Linked DNA regions of Homo sapiens: regions 2 and 3 are each linked to region 1. A link is an interaction called in ENCODE POLR2A ChIA-PET data of the cell type or tissue named here. Cell type or tissue: OCI-LY7. All regions are shown on one strand. Links, peaks and the distances in the headings refer to the core of each region. The heading gives the core; the rest is flanking DNA.

The links. ChIA-PET counts read pairs that join two places held together with the same protein. Peaks named below come from ENCODE experiments on the same cell type or tissue, not always from the same donor. Only the 100,000 strongest peaks of a DNase experiment are listed, where the experiment ranks them.
Region 2: POLR2A ChIA-PET joins it to region 1 with 11 read pairs; 3 of 35 experiments call an interaction of 5 or more read pairs at or near these places.
Region 3: POLR2A ChIA-PET joins it to region 1 with 5 read pairs; 1 of 35 experiments calls an interaction of 5 or more read pairs at or near these places.

Annotation. Positions count from the first base shown.
Region 1 is chr19:6,450,223-6,456,256 of GRCh38, forward strand. It overlaps SLC25A23 (solute carrier family 25 member 23), which reads right to left. Exons shown (of 10, transcript NM_024103.3): 5 at 4,337-4,495; 6 at 4,101-4,253; 7 at 3,759-3,866; 8 at 2,090-2,257. Among named protein-coding and RNA genes, the nearest start is that of SLC25A23, 6.6 kb to the right of the region's middle. In OCI-LY7, for the core only: no CTCF peak of the experiment used is centred there; a DNase peak (open chromatin) is centred at 4,129.
Region 2 is chr19:6,578,879-6,586,059 of GRCh38, forward strand. CD70 (CD70 molecule) reads right to left here. Exons shown (of 3, transcript NM_001252.5): 3 at 6,961-7,181. The coding sequence ends at 7,142. Among named protein-coding and RNA genes, the nearest start is that of CD70, 8.7 kb to the right of the region's middle. RefSeq lists enhancers at 308-990, 952-1,011, 6,835-7,181. In OCI-LY7, for the core only: no CTCF peak of the experiment used is centred there; no DNase peak of the experiment used is centred there; H3K27ac peaks cover 1,542 bases.
Region 3 is chr19:6,604,710-6,612,177 of GRCh38, forward strand. No RefSeq gene overlaps it. Among named protein-coding and RNA genes, the nearest start is that of CD70, 17 kb to the left of the region's middle. RefSeq lists an enhancer at 4,299-4,408. In OCI-LY7, for the core only: no CTCF peak of the experiment used is centred there; DNase peaks (open chromatin) are centred at 1,792, 2,162 and 4,492; H3K4me3 peaks cover 2,116 bases; H3K27ac peaks cover 2,936 bases.

The sequences.
Region 1 (6,034 bases), core at 1,035-6,034:
CCCCCCCAGACACCTAAGACTTCCACTCCTCCAAAAGGCCGTATTTGTTCCTGCTTCCAGACCTGGGTACTAGATTTGTGCATGCTCCCTTGTGATAATACGCCCAACCCATGGCTTCAATGTCACCTTCTTGGAGGCGTTCCTCAACCCCCCTCCCGCCCACTGTTACTGAAGATGACAAATCCTGTCTTGTGATCTTCTGAGAGCTTTTCTAGGAGCTGAAACTATCTTATTTGCTGGTTGATTGCCTGCCTTGTTTATGGGAATGGGCATTCCAGGATGGCAGGGACCATGCTGGTCTCATTCAACACCACAACTGCCACAATCCGCACAGTGTCTAGCACAGAGTAGATGGTCAGTAAATAGTCACTAAGCGAATGAGTGAACAACAAAATGGAGGAACAAATGAATGAGTGAGCAACGGTCTTGTCTCATTTGGTTGTCTACATGCCAGGTGCTGGGGAGGGCAGGTAAAGATGGCAGGAACAGAGCCTATTAGATCAGAATCAGCTACATAATTTGCAGGATCCAGTGCACAATGTAAAAGGGTGGGGGTCCCTTGTTCAAAAATTATTGGCCAGGTGTGGTGGCTCACACCTGTCATCCTAGCACTTTGGGAGGCTGAGGTGGGGGGATCCCCTAAGGTCAGGAGTTTGAGACCAGCCTGGGCAACATGGTGAAACCCTGTCTACTAAACATACAAAAATTAGCCAGGCGTGGTGGCAGGCACCTGTAATCTCAGCTACTCGGGAGGCTGAGGCAGGAGAATTCCTTGAACCTGGGAGGTGGAGGCTGCAGTGGGCCGAGATCGCGCCACTGCATTCCAGCCTGGGCGACAGAGTGAGACTCTGTCTCGGGAAAAAAAAAAAAAAATTAAGAATTTCAGGCCTGGCATGGTAGTTCACACCTGTAATCCAGCACTTTGGGAGGCCAAGGCGGGTGGATCACTTAAGGTCAGGAGTTTGAGACCAGCCTGGCCAACATGGTGAAACCCTGTCTCTACTAAAAATATAAAAATTAGCCGGGCATGGTGATGCATGCCTGTAATCCCAGCTACTCGGGAGACTGAGGCAGGAGAATTGCTTGAACCCAGGAGATGTAGGTTGCAGTGAGCCGAGATCGCGCCATTGCACTCCAGCCTGGGCGACAAGAGCGAGACTCCGTCTCAAAAAAATAAATAAATAAATAAAAATAATTTCGAGACAGCAGTAGCAGAGCGTTACACCAAGCACAGGGCCCTTCCGAGCATGGGGCTCTCTGCGACTTCACAGGTCACATGCCCATGAAGCAGGCCCTGTCTTGCATACAAAGATTTTGGGGGGAACGCTTGGGGACATCCAGGACCATGCTAATTGGGGGAGACCTGGTGATCCCACTAGAAGGTAAAAGCAACAGATGAGGTCCCTGGAAGAGAAACAGCCAAGAACTGTCTGCACCTGCCTGTGTTGATAAAGGTCTCAAGATGCTGGTGATTAGGTGTGGTTCTTATGGTAACAGCAGATGCTCAAATGGGCAGGCCCTGAAGATGACATTGGCTTAGAGACCGTGGCTGGGTCTGATACTTGCTTCGGGGAAGTTGGGTGTCTTTGAGACTCATCTTTGCCTGCCTTTTTTTTTTTTTTTTTTGAGAAGGAGTCTCGCTCTGTTGCCCAGGCTGCAGTGCAGTAGCTCTGTCACCAGGCTGGAGTGCAGTAGCGGGATGTTGGCTCACTGCAACCTCCGCCTCCCAGGCTCAAGCAATTCTCATGCCTCGGCCTTTTGGAGTAGCTGGTATTACAAGCACACATCACCATGCCTGGCTAATTTTTGTAATCTTTGCCTGATCTTATGTTTGTCAGCTAGAGTGGTCCCTGACTTTCAGGTGACCCCGGAAGGCTGAGCTGCTAATCAAAAGTAAGTGGAGAAGTGGGAGAGTCCAATACCTGGAAGGGTTCCCCAGGATTCCCAGGGCCAAGGTGCTCCTCACCTCATAACTGCCTTTCTCTAACTATAGCAGGTCAACTGAGCCAGCCCCAGGGGAAGGGGAAGGGGTGTCCTGTGGGTAAATCCCAGAGGGGAGCAGGGAAAGAGGAACGCGCTGCCCACAGACCTCGTAGACGGCCAGGTCGATGCCCGCATAGGGGATGATGCCCAGCACGTTGGGGAGGTAGCCGCGGTAGAAGGCACGGGGCCCCTCCCTCTCCAGGATACGCCTGGCGCAGTCCAGCAGCCCCTTATACTGGCCCGTCCGGCGCAAGGTCAGCCGCGTCTTCAGCACCTGGGGAGAACCTGGTTATCCCTGGAAAAGCTGTCCCACCAAATCGCTACATCCAGGAATGAAGACACCTAGAAATAGCTACTCCTGAAAACAGATGCCCTGAGAACAACCGAATTTTAAAAACCACCTACTCTAGAATCTTCTGCTATCCCCAAATCCCTATACCTAGAAATAGTTACACCTACCAAAGTGCACACATGTGGCACCACCAGTAACTGTCTCCTGATATCTTTCTTTTATTTTTTGGTCATTTCTGTAGAGATGGGGACTCGCTACTTTGCCCGTGCTGGTCTCGAACTCCTGGGCTCAAGTGATCCTCCCCTCTCCATCTCCCAAAGGACTGGGGTTACAGGCATGAGCCATCATGCCCAGACCTCCAGTATCTTGTTCCCTTCTGCTTTCATATCAGAAACTGTAACTTTCAGCAAGCACACAGCCACTAGAAAGAAAAATGACATTTCCCAGATGCCCTGGGTATGTGGCTATGTCACTATGTCCTAGCCAAAGAAATAGAAGGAAGAGAAAGAGGTACACATAAGGTTCAGAAAGCATCCTTAGAGGTGGGGAGGTGTTTCCTTTTTTATTGCTTCTTCCTTCTTGGCTGGAGTGTGGAATGTGATGAACGGAGCACAAGCAGCCACATTGGTCCATGAGGTTGTGTAACAACAAGATAGACAGAAAGAACCTGCATCGCTAACACTCTGAAGCTACCATCCCAGCCTGAAATGCTCATCTGTAGACTTTGTTGATGTGATTGAAGTTTTTTTTTTTTTTTTTTTGAGCTGGAGTCTTGCTCAGTTGCCCAGACTGAGTGCAGTGACATGATCTTGGCTCACTGCAACCACCGCCTCCCAGGTTCAAGCCATTCTCCTGCCTCAGCTTCCTAAGTGTCTGGGATTACAGGTGCCCACCACCATCCCCAGCTAATTTTTGTATTTTTAGTAGAGACGGTATTTCACCATGTTGGTCAGGCTGGTCTTGAACTCCTGACCTCAGGTGATCCACCTGCCTCGGCCTCCCAAAGTGCTGGGATTACAGGCGCTAGACATCGCACCCAGCTGACATGATTTAAGTTTTCTGTCACTTTCAGAATCCAAACAATACACTTCATAACCTGAAACCTGAAATAATTTATCTGAAAACATGTAGCTAGCACAGTCTATCCTTAGAAGAGGCATATTCATAAACAGTTGGTGACACCTAGACACGACGTCCCTGGGAACGTGCACCCTATCCTTAGAAGATGCATATTTATAAACAGCTGGCTCCTATGACTACCATCCAAACAAGGATAACCGACACTACCTTCCCCAGAAATTATATCTCAGTTGTAATACCCAGACAGGCTACACATGAAATTGCATTACTCTGATGAGCTATACTCCAAATCAGAGAGGGACAAAGGTAAAATCCCAATGGATATTGTGAAATGCAGAGTGAGATGGGTACAGCAGGCCCCCCACCCTGCCATGGGGCCTCCGCTGGGGTCCCTCCTTCTCACCTCCATAGGGTAAATGATGGTTTGGGCTGTGGCACCAGCCAGGGAGCCAGCCACGAAGCGCTCCTGCACATGCAGTGTCTCCTGCTGCCCCAGGATGGCCCTCTTGATCTGAGGCGGGGAGACACAGGGATGGGTAGGACCATGGGGGTTGAACCTTCCTTGCACTCCACTGTTCTCCTGGCTTCCAAAGAACTGGCTTGCTGCAGGCATTCATGCAGAGGAGCAGATGCCTGATCCTGGGGACCTGTGTTCACCACCCACCCCCAAGCCAATCCCGTAAATCTTTATGTACAGCCCAGTCTTCCCTATGGCAAGCACATTCCTCCCTGTACCTGCCCTCACCTGTTCATAGGCCATGAACTTGATAGCTGACTCGGGGGCAATCTTGAGTACATTAATACCATTGCCGCGCCACAGGGAGCGGATGCCTCCCTCAAGGACCATGCTTCGAAGCCCCCCAAGGATGTTCAGCCGGTTGGTCTTTGAGGCATGGACCTGAATGGGGAGACAACAGCTTGGAGGTCCCCTCCCAGGTGTCAGGCCTGGGGGAGGGGGCAGGTCTCTCCAGAGCCCCTCACCTGCATGAAGACCTTGAGGCGGTCCAGAGGGGCCGTGCCTGTCCGTGACACGGCACCTGCCACTGCGCCGGCCACCAGCTGTTTCCACCACATGCCCGTCAGCTTCTCTTGCTTTGAGAACTCGTCCGGCACTGTCAGGCACTCGCCAATGTCCAGGACCTAAAGATACAGGTGTTGGGGGTGTCATGCCATGGTGGGGACAGGGAGATGTGACTCAGTCCTAAATAGGGGAGTCTCCTCTATGAATCCTAGGATACCCTAGAGTCTGCCAATGACTCTTGCTTGGAGACCCCAGAAGAGTCCTGTTGGGTCCTACCAGGTGTCACCAAAGCATCTAACCTAGCAGCCTCCTTAGAAGATCCCAATATCCTACTAAATCCCACCAAAGGATCTGCCAAATCCCACTAAAGGATCCTATTCAAGTATCTGCCACATAAAGATCCCTCCAGGCTAGATGTGATGCCTCACATCTGTAGTCCCAGCACTTTGGGAGGCCCAAGTGGGAGAATCCCTTGGGGCCAGGAGTTCAAGACCAGCCTGGGCAACATAGCAAGATCCCCTCTCTACAAAAATTGGCCGGGCATGTGCCTGTAGTCCCAGCTACTCAGGAGGCCAAGATGGGAGGATTGCTTGAGCCCAGGAGTTTGAGGCTACATTGAGCTATGATCACACCACTGCATTTCAGCCTGGGAAACAGAGTAAGACCTTGTCTGTAACAGCAAAAAAAGATCCCTCAGGGCAAATGAGATTCTACTGAAGGATCCCACTCAAGGGTTTTCCATATAATGATTCCAAAAGATCCCTTCAGGGCCATACAAGATCTTACCAGGCACCTCCCCTATAAAGACCCCAGCAGATCCTTCTCAGGGACCCACGAAATCTCACAGGGATCTCCTCCACATGGAGTCCCCGTGCAGGAATCATTTCCAGTCTAGAATTTCTAACCAAGGTCCCCATGAATCGTCTGGGGTGGGAGTCTCTGGATCTCCAAAGAGGTTCTCACCAGATCCCACAGACGGATCCCCCTCCAGATGCCATCAGATCCTACCAGACACATTGCTCATAGACATTTCACCCAGGAACTAGGGATCTAGAGCAAACCCCCACTACCCTCTCTAGTGGCTCCCATTGGATCCTCTGAAGACCGTGTTTTTTTTTTTTTTTTTTTTTTTTTTTTGAGACGGAGTGTGGCTCTGTCACCCAGGCTAGAGTGCAGTGGCACGATCTCGGCTCACTGCAAGCTCCCGCCTCCTGGGTTCACGCCATTCTCCTGCCTTAGCCTTCCTAGTAGCTGGGACTACAGGTGCCTGCCACTACACCTGGCTCATTTTTTTAATATTTTTGTAGAGACGGGGTTTCACCATGTTAGCCAGGATGGTCGCGATCGCCTGACCTCGTGATCCGCCCACTTCGGCCTCCCAAAGTGCTGGGATTTTAGGTGTGAGCCACTGCGCCTGGCCAAGACCGTGGTTTTTGAACGATTCTGTTCAGCCGTAGAATCTTTTATCCAGGCAGAGAACCCAGCAGAAGAGAGCTGTGTGGGTGGAAGGTGGGAGGCCTTGTACCCCATCTGGTGAGCTCTTTCTTCCCTGTACCCGCAACCCCCACACGCTGTCCCCAGAGGCCCCGATGTAAGTCTCAAGGGCTGCGCTTCAATCAGACAGCAGAGATGTCCCAAATGGGACCCTTGAACCCTAA
Region 2 (7,181 bases), core at 2,182-7,181, 130 kb after region 1:
GGAGAATAAACCTGAGAGGGGCTTCTGGCCAATTTTGGTCAAGAGTGCTCTCTCTTACAGATTAAAAGTATATATTGGTTTTAGGGTGAGGGGGCTTATCACAAGCTTGGAATGTTTCTGTGTGGAGGAGAGGTTTATGGCGGGGGGTTGGAATGTCTCTGGTCACAGGGGAGGTTATCTTGGGGCTGACATCTTCCCAGCCAGAAAGGAGGTTATCTTGGGGCTGGAATGTCTGTGGTTGAGGATGTTATTTGTGGTTTATGGTCATAGTGACCTTAGCCATTAGGCTGATGCCATTTGGATTTAGGCAGTTTTTTGATCAAGATGAAACTTTTTTTTTTTTTTTTTTTTGGGATGGACTCTCTCTTTGTTGCCCAGGCTGGATGCAGTGGTGTGATCTCAGCTCACTGCAACCTCTGCCTCCCGGGTTCATGCCATTCTCCTGCCTCAGCCTCCTGAGTAGCTGGGACTACAGGCACCCGCCACCACGCCTGGCTAATTTTTTTGTATTTTTAGTAGAGACGGGGTTTCACCATGTTAGCCAGGCTGGTCTCAATCTCCTGACCTCATGATCCGCCCACCTTGGCCTCCCAAAGTGCTGGGATTATAGGTGTGAGCCACCCCGCCCAGCTCTGATCAAGATGAAACTTAAAATGGCAGCACTTGTCCAAGATGGTGATACTCCTGTTCTGTCAATATGGGGAATCTTTAAAAAAAAAAACAAAGCCAAACTCTTAGACAGAGAGTAGAACTGTGGTTACCAGGGAATAGGGGTAGGAGGAAATGAGCAGATATTGGGGCACAAATATGTGGGCTCTCTGGAGGCTTGCGAGCTATTAAGGAGTGGGTTTACCCCAAATTGGAAAATGTGGGCTCTGCGTTCAAATAGCCTCACTTGGGTCTTAGGGCTGGTAAGGTTTGCTGGAAATTTGCATGTGCATTGTACATACACACACCAGCATGATATTTAAATCAGTATTATGAGAATTTTAAAGAGATACAGTTTTCCTATCTCAGCACAACAGACTCATGAAGCATTTACCATCACCCTTAAAAAAGACCACACACAAAGTGTGGTCGGTTAATTGGTGAATTACGTAGATTCATCAAAACACCAGTTCCTCCTTTGTGCAGGCTAAATTTATGACAGTGGACATCTCTGGTCTCTATCCTGTTAATCTGGATGTCCGAGTTTAATGCTAAATTTCAAAAGATGAGGCTGGGCACAGCAGCTCATGCCTGTAATCCTAGCTCTTTGGGAGGCCAAGGTGGGTGGGTCACCTGAGGTCAGGAGTTCAAGACCAGCCTGGCCAACATGGTGAAACCCAGTCTTTACTAAAAATACAAAAAAAAAAAAAAAAAAAAAAATAGCCAGACTTGTTGTGATCTTGGCTCACTGCGACCTCTGCTTCCTGGGTTCAAGCGATTCTCCTGCCTCAGCCTCCCAGGTAGCAGGGACTACAGGCGCCTGCCATCATGCCTGGCTATTTTTTTTTTTTTTGTATTTTAGTAGAGATAGGGTTTTGCCATATAAGCCAGGCTGGTCTTGCCCTTATTACCCTTCTGACCAAGCCGAGGCGGGTGATCCTTCCCCTCTCTCAGCTGGGACAGGTGAATCACCCGTCTTGGCCTCCCAAAGTGCTGGGAACAAGCATGAGTCACCGCTCGTGGTCCTGTTAATGGACATTGAATTTCCTTTTGAGGAGGTGGACAAGATGGTGATTAACTGTTAACGGACTTTGAATTTTCTTTTTTCTTTCTTTTCTCTCTCTCTCTCTTTTTTTTTTTTTTGGAGATGGAGTCTCGCTTTGTTGCCTAGGCTGGAGTGCAGTGGTGTGATGATCTTGGGTCACTGCAACCTCTGCCTCCCAGGTTCAAGCAATTCTCCTGCCTCAGACTCCTGAGCAGCTGGGACCACAGGTGCCCACCACCACGCCTGGCTAATTTTTTTCTATTTTTATAGACATGGGGCTTCACCACGTTGGCCAGGCTGGTCTCAAACTCCTGACCTCAGCTGATTCACCTGCTTTGGCCTCCCAAAGTGCTGGGATTACAGGTGTGAGCCACTGCGCCTGGCCTTGTATTTTCTTTTCTATAAAACCCTGTGTATACACTCTTTTTTCAAAAATTGAGGTGAAAATCATGTAACATCAAATAATCCTTCCTTCCTTCTTCCCTCCTTCCCTCCTTCTCTCTCTCTCTTTGTCTCTTTCTTTCTTTTTTTTCTTTATATTCCTTTGTCACCCTAGGTGGAGTGCCACATGAACATAGCTCACTGCAGACTCCTGGATTCTAGCCTCCTGCCTCAGCCTTCCTGTTAATGGACATTGAATTTCTTTTTCTTTCTCTCTTTTTTTTTTTTTTGGAAATGGAGTCTCACTCTGTTGCCCAAGCTGGAGTGCAGTGGCACGATCTTGGCTCACTGCAACCTCTGCCTCCCAGGTTCAAGCGATTCTCCTGCCTCAGCCTCCCGAGTAGGTGGGATTACAGGCAGGCGTGGTGGTGGATGCCTGTAATCCCAGCTACTCGAGAGGCTGAGGCAGGAGAATCACTTGAACTCGGGAGGTGGAGGTTGCAGTGAGCTGAGACCGTGCCACTGCATTCCAGCCTGGGTGACAAGAGCGAAACTCCATCTCAAAAAACAAACAAAGAAACAAAAAATCAAAACAAACAAAGAAAAAAGAAAATAGAACTGATTCAAATGACGGTTAAGCACCTGAAGAAAAGTTCTGGACTGGTAGAAACACAAGGAAACCCTCAAAGACTGTATATCTAAAAAATTCTATTTTATATTCCTGTGAACAGTTTTAATCCTATGTGGTAGATTAATGTAAGTTAGTTTATACAATACATATTTTTCCTTTTTGACTGGCTTATTTCATTGAGTATAATGTCCTCAAACTAGTCATGCCTTCCTAACTATCCCCCAAAGTCTTAACTCATTTCAGCATTAACTCAAAAGTCCACAGTCCAAAATCTCATCTGAGACAAGGCACGTCCCTTCTGTGAGCCTGTAAAATCAAAAGCAAGTTAGTTACTTCCTATATACAATGGGGTACAGGCGTTGGATATACCCATTCCAAATGGGAGAAACTGGACAAACGAAGGGGCTGAAGGTCCCCTGCAATTCCAAAATCCAGTGGGGCAGTTAAATCTTTTTTTTTTTTTTGAGACAGAGTGTCGCTCTGTCACCCAGTCTGGAGTACAGTGGCTCGATCTCGGCTCACTGCAACCTCTGCCTCCCGGGTTAAAGCGATTCTCCTGCATCAGCCTCCAAGTCGCGGGGACTACAGGCGCACGCTGCCACGCCTGGCTAATTTTTTTTTTTTTGTATTTTAGTAGAAACGGGGTTTCACCATATTGCCCAGGCTGGTCTCGAACTCTTCAGCTCAGGCAATCTGCTCGCCTCGGCCTCCCAAAGTGTTAGGATTATAGGCATGAGCCACTGTGCCTGGCCAGGCAGTCAAATCTTTTTTTTTTTTTTTTTTTAATTATACTTTAAGTTCTAGGGTACATGTGCACAACGTGCAGATTTGTTACATATGTATATATGTGCCGTGTTGGTTTACTGCACCCATTAATTTGTCATTTACATTAGGTATTTCTCCTAATGCTATCCCTCCCCCCCTCCCCCGACTCCACACTCCACGACAGGCCCCGGTGTGTGATGTTCTCCTCCCTGTGTCCAAGTATTCTCATTGTTCAATTTCCACCTATGAGTGAGAACATGCGGTGTTTGGTTTTCTGTCCTTGCAATAGTTTGCTCAGAATGATGGTTTCCAGCTTCATCCATGTCCCTATGAAGGACATGAACTCATCCGTTTTTATGGCTGCATAGTATTCCATGGTGTATATGTGCCACATTTTCTTAATCCAGTCTATCATTGATGGACATTTGGGTTGGTTCCAAGTCTTTGCTATTGTGAATAGTCAGGCAGTCCAATCTTAAAGCTGCCAGATAATCTCCTTTGACTCTGTGTCTCACATCCAGGTCACGCTGATGTAAGTGGTGGGTTCCCATGGTCTTGGGCAGCCCCTTCCCTGTGGCTTTGCAGGATACAGCCTCCCTCCCGGCTGCTTTCACAGGCTGGCGTCGAGTGTCTGTGGCTTTTCCAGATGCATGGTTCTGAGTCCAGGTAAGGTTGGAGAGGGGCTGCAGGGCTAGATTTGTGAGGGCGGGTGGCGCATGGGTCTCATTTTCCCTCCCTCAGCTGGGACACCCCACCACTCCTCTCACTTCCCCTTCTAGAAGTGAGATCATGGATGCAAGATGCGGGATTATCTGGCTTGGAATCCTGAGTCCACTACTATGTAGATGAATTGCCTCGGGCTTGTGACTCAGGTTTTCTGCCACTATTTTCCTCAACTGTTAAATACTGAGGTTCCAGCTGTTACAAAACCAGTAACTTTGGACAGATGACTCAACGGTTTACGCCTCTGTTTTCCTCATCTGTGAAATGGGAACAATGATGATTCCTCCAGCTTTGTAGGGCTTGCATGAACACGAGCTGAGTTAATGGGATAAAACAGTGTGCAGTCCATATTAAATGCCGTAAGAAGCACTTGACTTTGAGTCCCCAGTTCCAAAATCCAAAAAGCCCTGGAAATCAAGTTGTTTTGGTGAATTGTTTGGCAGCAATCTCTGACCTGAACTAACTTTTTGTTAATTGTAGTCTTTTTTTTTTTTTTTTTTTTTTTTAAAGACAGTCTCACTCTGCCACCCAGGCTGGAGTGCAGTGGCACTATCTCAGCTCACTGCAATCTCCACCTCCTGAGTTCAAGAGAGTCTCCTGTCTCAGCCTCCCTAGTAGCATGGATTAGAGGTGCCCATCACCACACCCAGCTAATTTTTAAATGTTTAGTAGAGATGAGGTTTCACCATGTTAGCCAGATTGGTAACTGTGGTCTTGATTTTTTTTTTTTTTTTTTTTGAGATGGAGTTTCGCTCTTGTCACCCAGGCTGGAGTGCAATGACATGATCTTGGCTCACTGCAACCTCCACCTCCGGGGTTTAAGTGACCCTCCTGCCTCACCCTCCTGAGTAGCTGGGTTTACAGGTGCCGGCCACCATGCCTGGCTAATTTTTGTGTTTTTAGTAGAGACGGGGTTTTACCACGTCGGCCAGGCTGGTCTCAAACTCCTGACCTCAGGCGATCCGCCCACCTCGGCCTCCCAAAGTGCTGGGACTACAGGCATGAGCCACCGCGCCTGGCCTGTAGTCTTGATTTTTATCCCACTTAGTGTGAATGTTAACACTTCTCATTGTAAAAAAAAAAAAAAAAGATGTGGTGTTTGATTACAAAATGCTGTCCCGACCTCACTGAGGTGATGCATAAAAGATGGTATAAGCGCTAGGCGCGGTGGCTCACAACTGTAGTCCCAGCACTTTGGGAGGCCGAGGCGGGTGGATCACAAGGTCAAGAGATCGAGACCATCCTGGCCAACATGGTGAAGCCCGTCTCTACTAATAATAGAAAAATTAGCCGGACGTGGTGGCGGATTTCTGTAGTCCCAGACTTGGGAGGCTGAGGCAGAAGAATTGCTTGAACCTGGGAGGGTGGAGGTTGCAGTGAGCTGAGATTATGCCACTGCACTCCAGCCTGGACAACAGGGCGAGACTCCATCTCAAAAAAAAAGATGGTATAATCCTGTACACCATCTTTAAATACTGGTAAATTCTGAGTTCCAAAATGTATTTGAGGTCCAGGCAGTGGCTCATGCCTGTAATCCCAGCACTTGGGGAGACCGAGGCGGGAAGATCGGCATTTCGGGAGATTGGAGTTTGAGACCAGCTGGGGCAATGTAATGAGACCTCATCTCAAAAAAAAAAAAAAAAAAATAGCCGGGTGTGGTGGCCTGTGCTGGCGGTCCTAGCTATTTGGGAGGCTGAGGTGGGAGGATCGCTTGAGCCCAGGAGTTTGAGGCCGCAGTGAGACAGGATCATGCCACCGCACTGCAGCCTGGGCGACAGATCAAGACCCTGTATTTTCAGTAGAGGTGAGGTTTCGCCATGTTGGCCAGGCTTGTCTTGAACTCCTGACCTCAAGTGATCTTTTATTATTATTATTTAAGTTCTGGGGTACATGTGCAGGATGTGTAGTTCCATTACATAGTTAAATGTGTGCCATGGTGGTTTGCGACACCCCTCACCAGGCTGCAGTGCAATGACGCGATCTTGGCTCCCTGAAACTTCCGCCTCCCAGGTTCAAGAGATTCTCCTGCCTCAGCCTCCTGAGTAGCTGGGATTACAGGCGCCCTGGACCACGCTTGGCTAATTTTTGTATTTTTAGTAGACGGAGTTTTACATGTTGGCCAGGCTGGTCTCGAACTCCTGATTTCAAGTGATCCACCCACCCTGGCCTCCCAACTCATTAGGTATTTTGCATTGTCTGCTTTGAGAGACAGTCACCCAAAGTGATCTTTGTGTTTCCTCTCTTGTCAAATAGATGCACCAAGGAGAAAACAGAACTTTTTTTTTTTTTTTTTGACAAGGAATCTCACTCTTGCTCAGGCTGGAGTGCAGTGGCATGATCACGGCTCACTGCAGCCTTTGACCTCCTGGGCTCTACCCAATCTCCCACTTCAGCCTTTGGAGTAGCTTGGACTAGCACACCACTACATCTGGTTAATTTTTGTATTTTTTGTAGAGATGGGGGTCTCACTATGTTGCCCAGGCTGGTCTTGAACTCCTAGGCTCAAGCGATCTGCCTTCCTCAGCCTCCCAAAGTGCTGGGATTACAGGCATGAGCCACTGTGCCCAGCCCACTTCCTCTATTCTTCAAACATCCCTAACCAAGAACATTTTTTTTTTCCTGAGACAGAGTCTTGCTCTGTTGCCCAGGTTGGAGTGCAGTGGCGCAATCTCGGCTCACTGCAACCTCCACCTCCTCGGTTCAAGCGATTCTCCTGCCTCAGTCGGCCGAGTAGCTGGGATTACAGATGCACGCCACGAAGCCCAGCTGATTTTTGTATTTTTTAATAGGAAAATGAAAGAAAAAGCTCAATGCCTTCTCTTGTCCTGCCACCACTACCCCCCACCACACTCCCACCCCAACCCCGGGTGGCCCCTGTGTGTACACTTTTTCTCTTGAACTTAAATAAAATAAAATAAAATTTAAAAAACCCTAATCAGCAGCAGTGGTCAGGGGCGCACCCACTGCACTCCAAAGAAGGTCTCATCA
Region 3 (7,468 bases), core at 1,490-6,489, 150 kb after region 1:
TGAAACGGCCTCCTTGTCTGGAGTAACACCCGAGGTTCACAGTCTCACAGCCAAGGAAAACAAGGACATAGACATAGAAAGAGTGAGGTCGAGAATGGAAGTTTCATAGGCGAAAGAAAGAGGAGAGCTCTCTGCTGCAGAGAGGGGTCCCGGAAAAATGGGTTGCCGTATCAGCGGGGAAATGTAGGGGGTTTTATAGAGAAGCTAGTGAGCAAACGGTGTTTGATTTATATAGGGTGTGAAAAACTGGTTAGACCATGTGTCGCATTTGCATAGGGTGCAAATTTCTGGTAGCCTCTGACCCTAATCTTTTATTATGCAGGCAGGTTCTCTGCCCGAGCTGCGCCATGTTGCCCATTTCTGTTACTGCACGCGTGGTAACATAAAAGGGAAGAGGAAGCGTCCATGTAGGGCCTGCCTGGCCCCTGGGTAGCTCTCTTCTATTGGCGCACCTGCCGGCATTCTCCCGTGTAAGCTTCCAGCTGTGCCTATCTATGTTTGCAGCTCAATTTTTCAGGCTGCTGCTTGTTAGAAAAGAAATGATTTGGGGGCTGCTTTTTGTTAGAAGGGAAGCTCTGCCGAGGACTCTGCTGCCTTCACTATCTGCCTAAATAATTTCTTTCTACCTCCTGTATCACTACGACTGTTGCTATTATTAATCTGAGAAAGAGACTCACTCTGTTGCCCAGGCTGGAGTGCAGTGGCCTGGGCTCACTGCAACCTCCGCCTCCCAGGGTCAAGTGATTCTCATGCCTCAGCCTCCCAAGTAGCTGGGACTACAGGAGCCTGCCATTATGCCCAGCTAATTTTTTTGTATTTTTAGTAGAGACAGGGTTTCACCATGTTGGCCAGGCTGGTCTCAAACTCCTGACCTCAAATAATGTGCCCGCCTTGGCCTCCCACAGTGCTGGGATTACAGGTGTGAGCTACTGCGCCCGGCCTCTTATTATTATTTATTTATTATTATTACTGCTTTTGGAGACAGGGTCTTACTCTGTCGCCCAGGCTGGAGAGCAGTGGTGCAATCATAGCTCCCTGCAGCCTCCAGTTCCTGGGCTTGAGTGATCCTCCTGTCTCAGCTTCCTGAGAAGGTGGGACTACAGGCATGCACCACCACACTCAGCTATTTTTTTTTTTTGAGTTGGAGTCTTGCTATGTTGCCCAGGCTAGAGTGCAGTGGTGCAATGTCGGCTCACTGCCAGCTCCGCCTCCCGGGTTCACGCCGTTCTCCTGCCTCAGCCTTCCGAGTAGCTGGAACCACAGGTGCCCGCCACCTCGCCCGGCTAATTTTTTTGTGTTTTTAGTAGAGACGGGGTTTCACTGTGTTAGCCAGGATGGTCTCGATCTCCTGACCTCGTGATCCGCCTGCCTTGGCCTCTCAAAGTGCTGGGATTATAGGCGTGAGCCACCGCGCCCGGCCTCACATTCAGCTAATTTTAAAAGTTTTTGGAGAGATGGGCTCTTGCTATGTTGCTCAGGCTGGTCCTGAACTCTTGGCCTCAAGTGATACTCCCACCTTGGCCTTCCAAATTGTTGGGATTCCAGGCGTGAGCCACCACCCCTGGCCAGACTTTACACAATAAAGGTGTATTTAGGGCTGCTCTGCCTATGGAGTGGCCATTCTTTACTCCTTTACTTTCTGTTTTGTGTTTGTTTGTTTGTTTGTTTGTTTGAGACGGAGTTTTGCTCTTGTTGCCCAGGCTGGAGTTCAATGGCGCGATCTCAGCTCACTGCAACCTTTGCCTCCTGGGCTCAAGTGATTCTCCTGCCTCAGCCACCAGAGTAGCAGAGATTACAGGTGCCTGCCACCACACCCGGCTAATTGTTTGTATTTTTAGTAGACATGGGGTTTCACCATTTTGGCCAGGCTGGTCTCGATCTCCTGACCTCAGGTGATCTGCCCCCCTTGGCCTCCCAAAGTGCTGGGATTACAGCTGTGAGGCTAACACTCCTGGCCTATTCCTTTACTTTCTTACTAAACTTATTTCACTTAAAAAAAAAGTTTATTTTCTACTCACACAACATTCAGATCAGCAAGGGGTTCTGCCCATGGTAGGCTGAAATAGGCTTCTTCCTTTTTTTTTTTTTTTTTTGTTGAGACAGGGCCTCACTCTGTTGTTCAGGGTGCAGAGCCGTAGCACAATCTCGGCTTAATGCAACTTCTGCTTCCTGGGTTCAAGTAATCCTCCTATTTAGTCCCCCAAATAGCTGGGACCACAGGTGCACGGCACCATGCCCGACTAATTTTTTTTTTTTCATTTTCAACAAGTGTTTTGTCACCAAACATTAAAAACCTACACAAAATACAGGCCAGGTACAGTGGCTCACGCCTGTAATCCCAGAACTTTGGGAGTCCGAGGCGGGCAGATCACCTGAGGTCAGGAGTTCGAGACCAGCCTGGCCAACATGGTGAAACTCCCTCTCTACTAAAAATTCAAAAATTAGCCAGGCGTGGTCATGTGCAATTGCAGTCCCAGCTACTCAGGAGGCTGAGGCTTGAGAATTGCTTGGACCTGGGAGGCGGAGGTTGCAATGAGCTGAGATCATGCCACTGCACTCCAGCCTGGGTGACGAGAGCCAGACTTCATCTCAAAAAACAAAAATATATACAGAATACAAAGATAGTATAATAGACTTGTCACCCAGGTTGAACAGCTACTAGTCATGCCATGTTTGCTTCATCTATACTTTGACCCATTTCCTACCCCCCAATTTATTAGTTTTTTGGGTTTTCTTTTTAGATAAAATGTATACATATTGAAAGGTACAATCTGAACTGTACCATTTTGACAAATTAATACACTCATATAGACTTCCCCCCTTTAAAGAATAGAATTACTCCACTTACTAATCATTAATGTACATATAAGTTACGTCGAAGTAGTATTTACAATCCAAATTTTTATAAAATAGGTCAGAGTTTTGACTGAGAATTTTTTTTTTTTTTTGAGACCGAGTCTTGCCCTGTTGCCCAGGCTGGAGTGCAGTGGTGCAATCTTGGCTCACCGCAACCTCTGCCTCCCAGGTTCAAGCGATTCTCCTGCCTCAGCCTCCCGAGTAGCTGGGATTACAGGCTTGCGCCACCTCGCCTGTCTAATTTTTTGTGTTTTTAGTAGAGATGGGGTTTTGCCATCTTTGCCAGGTTGGTCTTGAACTCCTGACCTTCTGATCCACCCACCTCAGCCTCCCAAACTGCTGGGATTACACGCGTGAGCCACCGCGCCTGGCCGAGAATTTTTATTTTTAAAAAAGTAGAGATCTGTAGAGCACACAGTAACTACAATGTCTATTTATCTCAAGTAAATACAGTTTGATGAATAAAATTAAGGAAAATTCACCTAAGATGAAAAAAAAACAATCAAACCATCTGTGCAATATGCTATCTGTAGGAGCATTTGGTTAAGAATAACAAACTAACCCAACAATTTTATTATTTTAATAACCAAAATTGGCACAAATTTCTACTATTGTTTTCATAGAAATGCTCCCTCACAATAAAAAAATTTTCATATCATGAGAGCAAAAACAGCAAATATTTGAAAAAGTAGATGTCTTATAAAATTAAGTAGCAAAGGCCAGGCGCAGTGGCTCATGCCAGTAATCCCAGCACTTCGGGAGGCCGAGGCGGGAGGATCACCTGAGGTCAGGGGTTCGAGACTAGCCTGGCCAACATGGTGAAACCATATCTCTACTAAAAATTCCAAAATTAGCCAGACGTGGTGGCGGGCAGGAGAATCGCTTGAATCTGGGAGACAGAGGTTGCAGTGAGCCGAGATCTTGCCACTGTACTCTAGTTTGGGTGACAAGAGCAAAACTCCATCTCAAAAAAAAAAAAGAAAAATCACAGTTACCTATAATTCGATCATTCAATCAATCATCAGATAACTCAGCTCATTCAATTATCTGCAAGTGTAGATAATTCTCATAGCTTCCTATTAAAATTATGTTTTATGCCCTTACAAATTTTAACTTAGTTTTTCTTTTATTTATTTATTAGTAGGAGTCTCACTCTGTCGCCCAGGCTGGAGTGCAGTGGCACAATCTTGGCTCTCTGCAACCTCCACCTCCTGGGTTCATGCAATTCTCCTGCCTCAGCCTCCTGAGTAGCTGACATTACAGGCATGAGGCACCACACCCAGCTAATCCCACAGTGCAGGGATTAGAGGCATAAGCCACCTCCCCCTCCTACTTTTTCTTCTTACTTGGTCCGAGGGCTGTGGGACGGGGCCCCACCCCAGCCCATCACCAGAGACTTTTGGTCTTGGCCATGTGTCCTAAGACTTAATAGTTCTTGCACATTCTCTTGGTAATCAATTCAATTTGTTTCTTCCAAATCTTGCAGTAAAACTGATGTTCCAGCCAGGCGCTGTGGCTCATGCCTAGACGGTTTTCATCTTGACATGACCCTTGTGCTAGGAGTGTAAAGTAGAAAACCACAGATGGATACACATCATTGCCAGTCCCTTTTCACTAACCAAAGCGTGTCAGTGACCCTGCTTAACTTTAGTGGGTGCAGGGAAGTGGCATGCTTGCAAGAGTCAGAAAGAAAGCTGAAAATACTAGGTGGAGAACACGAATCGCTATCAAAACCCACCCATTTGATCACAGAAACTCAGCTCATGCTCCTTCCTGCTTGCAAAATACAGTCACCCCTCCAAGAGAGAACTCCATAGTCCCACCTGTAATGGCATCAAGCCTCTTTTTCTTTCCATGTGGTCTGTGATCATTCAGTAGCCTAGCCAAGCTTTTTTTTTTTTTTAAAATTACTGAACATATATTTCTGAGTTCCTGCTGTTTCCAAGGTATTAATACAATAGTGCAGAAATCAAAGTTCCTACCCTCTTGGAGATTGCATTTGATGAGTTCCCATTTGTGTCAGGCCAACTTTCTTGCATTCTGTTTTTATTTTAAAAATAAATATGGTCTCAAAAAACAAACAAAAACAACAGCAACAAAATGGTCTCAGTTAATATTCCAACAGCCCTGGGAGATAAGTAGTATTATCTTGAGATGCCTTTTGTGAATTTTCAGCAACAACTAGAATTTTAAAAACAATCCATAGATATTTCCATAACGTACGTATATGAAAGGACACAGTGAACAATGATAAGAAAACTTAGGTTTTAAAAAGGTTAAGTACCTTATTAAAGGTAAAAGCTGGCCAGGCGTGGTAGCTCACGCCTGTAATCCCAAAACTTTGGGAGGCTGAGGCAGGCTGATCACTTGAGGTCAGGAGTTCGAGACAAGCCTGGCCAACATGGTGAAACCCTATCTCTACTAAAAATACAAAAATTAGCCAGGCATGGGGGCGGGTGCCTGTAATCCCAGCTACTTGGGAGGCCAAGACATGAGAATCACTTGAAACCAGGAGGCGGAGGTTGCAGTGAGCTGAGATCGTGCCACTGCACTCCAGCCTAGGTGACAGAGTGAGACTCTGTCTCAAAAAGAAAAATAAATAAATAAATAAAAATAAATAAATAAAGCAAAGCCAAAATTCAAAACTCAAACTTTATTTTGACTCCAGAGTTCCTTTTATACAATACCTTTTCCTCTGAAGTCATGCCCCAGCTGATATCACAGTCAAAATACATTTTAAAGGATGAGTGGGACAGAGGTGTAATGGGGAAAAGGTACTAGTCAAAACTTTTTAAAAAATAGGCTTTTATGGGTGTGGTGGCTCATGCCTGTAATCCCAGCAACTTGGGAGGCTGAGGCAGGAGAATTGCTTGAACCTGGGAGGTGGAGGTTGCGGTAAGCCAAGATCGCTCCATTGCACTCCAGCCTAGGCAACAAGAGTGAAGCTCCGTCTCAAAAAAAAAAAAAAAAAAAAAAAGTCTTTTTAGAGCAGTTTTAGTTTCGCAGCAAAATTGAGCAGAAAATACAAAAAGTTCCCACACACCCCTAGAGCCCCCTGCTCCACAAACAATCCCATTGTTAACATCCCACCGCACCCGGCCGGCTCTGTGTATTTGTCTTCACTTTTTTCCCCTGCTTCTTGGATTTGCTAACTTTATGGTTGCCTTATCTTCAAGTTTGTTGATCTTTTTTCTACCTACTCAAATCTGTTCTTGAATTCGTCTAATGAATTATCACCTCCATTATTGTAACTTTCAGCTCCAGAATTCCTGTTTGTGAATTTTTAATAATTTATTTCTTTCTATTGACATTCTCACTTCTTTCATATATCATTCTCATGATCTGCTTTAGTTCTTTGTCCATATTTTCCTTCATCTCACTGAACACATTGGAGACAGTTGATTTAATGTCTTTGACTAATAGTTTCAATGTGTGGGCTTCCCTAGTAACAGTATATGTTAAATCATGGTTTATTGTAAATGAGTTATACTTTCCTATGTCTTTATGCTTTGTAATTACAACTGGACATCCTGAGTATTATGATTCATAAGTCTGGAACTCCGATGCTCCAAGTCTTCATGGATTGCTGATTTCTGCTTACTGAAGGCTGAAACTATTCATTTCTGACTTTTCCCGACTGTTTTTTGGCAACTGTGTATCCTTTGGGTGTGATCACTGAAGTGTCTTTTCCATTTTGTGGTCAGTTAGTAACATGACAAAGATTTTACAAGGCATCGAACCTCTAAGTCTGAGGGATACGAAGGGACTCAAGAGAGCCAAAACAAGCATCTTATTGGCTTCTCAGGAATTGCCAGACCTAGTAGAGTGCAAATTCCCCAAATTTTGGAGGCCAAGGTCTCAACTGCCTGCTCTGGCACTGGTCACCTGTTTGAGGAAAATGGACTGTCTCCAAATTGCCCCACTCGGACGGAGGAATGGGGAGTGGGGGCTGGTTTGTGAAGGCTGTTCTCTTTCTAAAGTCTCAGTCTCTCTTTTCATCAAGCACTCCTCTCATTATTATAAGTGCTGCAACAGGATGACTAGTTCTGAAATCATTGATTCTGTGTCTCCTGCCCCTCAGTTCACTGTTTATTTCACTGGAGGGAGGGGCTCCCAGAGCTTTCTACTCCGTCTTTTTGCTTGATCTCACTGTTTGCTGACTTTCTGAGATATGCCCAAACTCATATGGCTATTGGAAATTTCCACATTAAAAGTACTTCACCACATTGGGCAACATGGTGAAATCCTGTCTCTACAAAAAAGAAAAATACAAAAATTCCTTGGGTGAGGTGGCACACTCCCGTAGTCCCAGCTACTTGAGAGGCTGAGGTGGGAGAATCGCTTGAGACCGGGAGGCAGAGGTTGCAGTGAGCCGAGATCGCACTACTGCACTCCAGCCTGGGTGACAGAGTGAGGCTCTGTCTCAAAAAAAAAAAAAAAAAAAAAGGTACTTGACATGATAGTTTCCAATAAAAACATTTTAACCTAATTCCTTCATTTCACTCTTTAGCAATCAATATGTGAAAATTATATTGAACTGGTAAAAATGCAGGTTACAAAGATAAGATAAATATGAAATGCTATGATACACTTCTGACCACTGGAAGACATA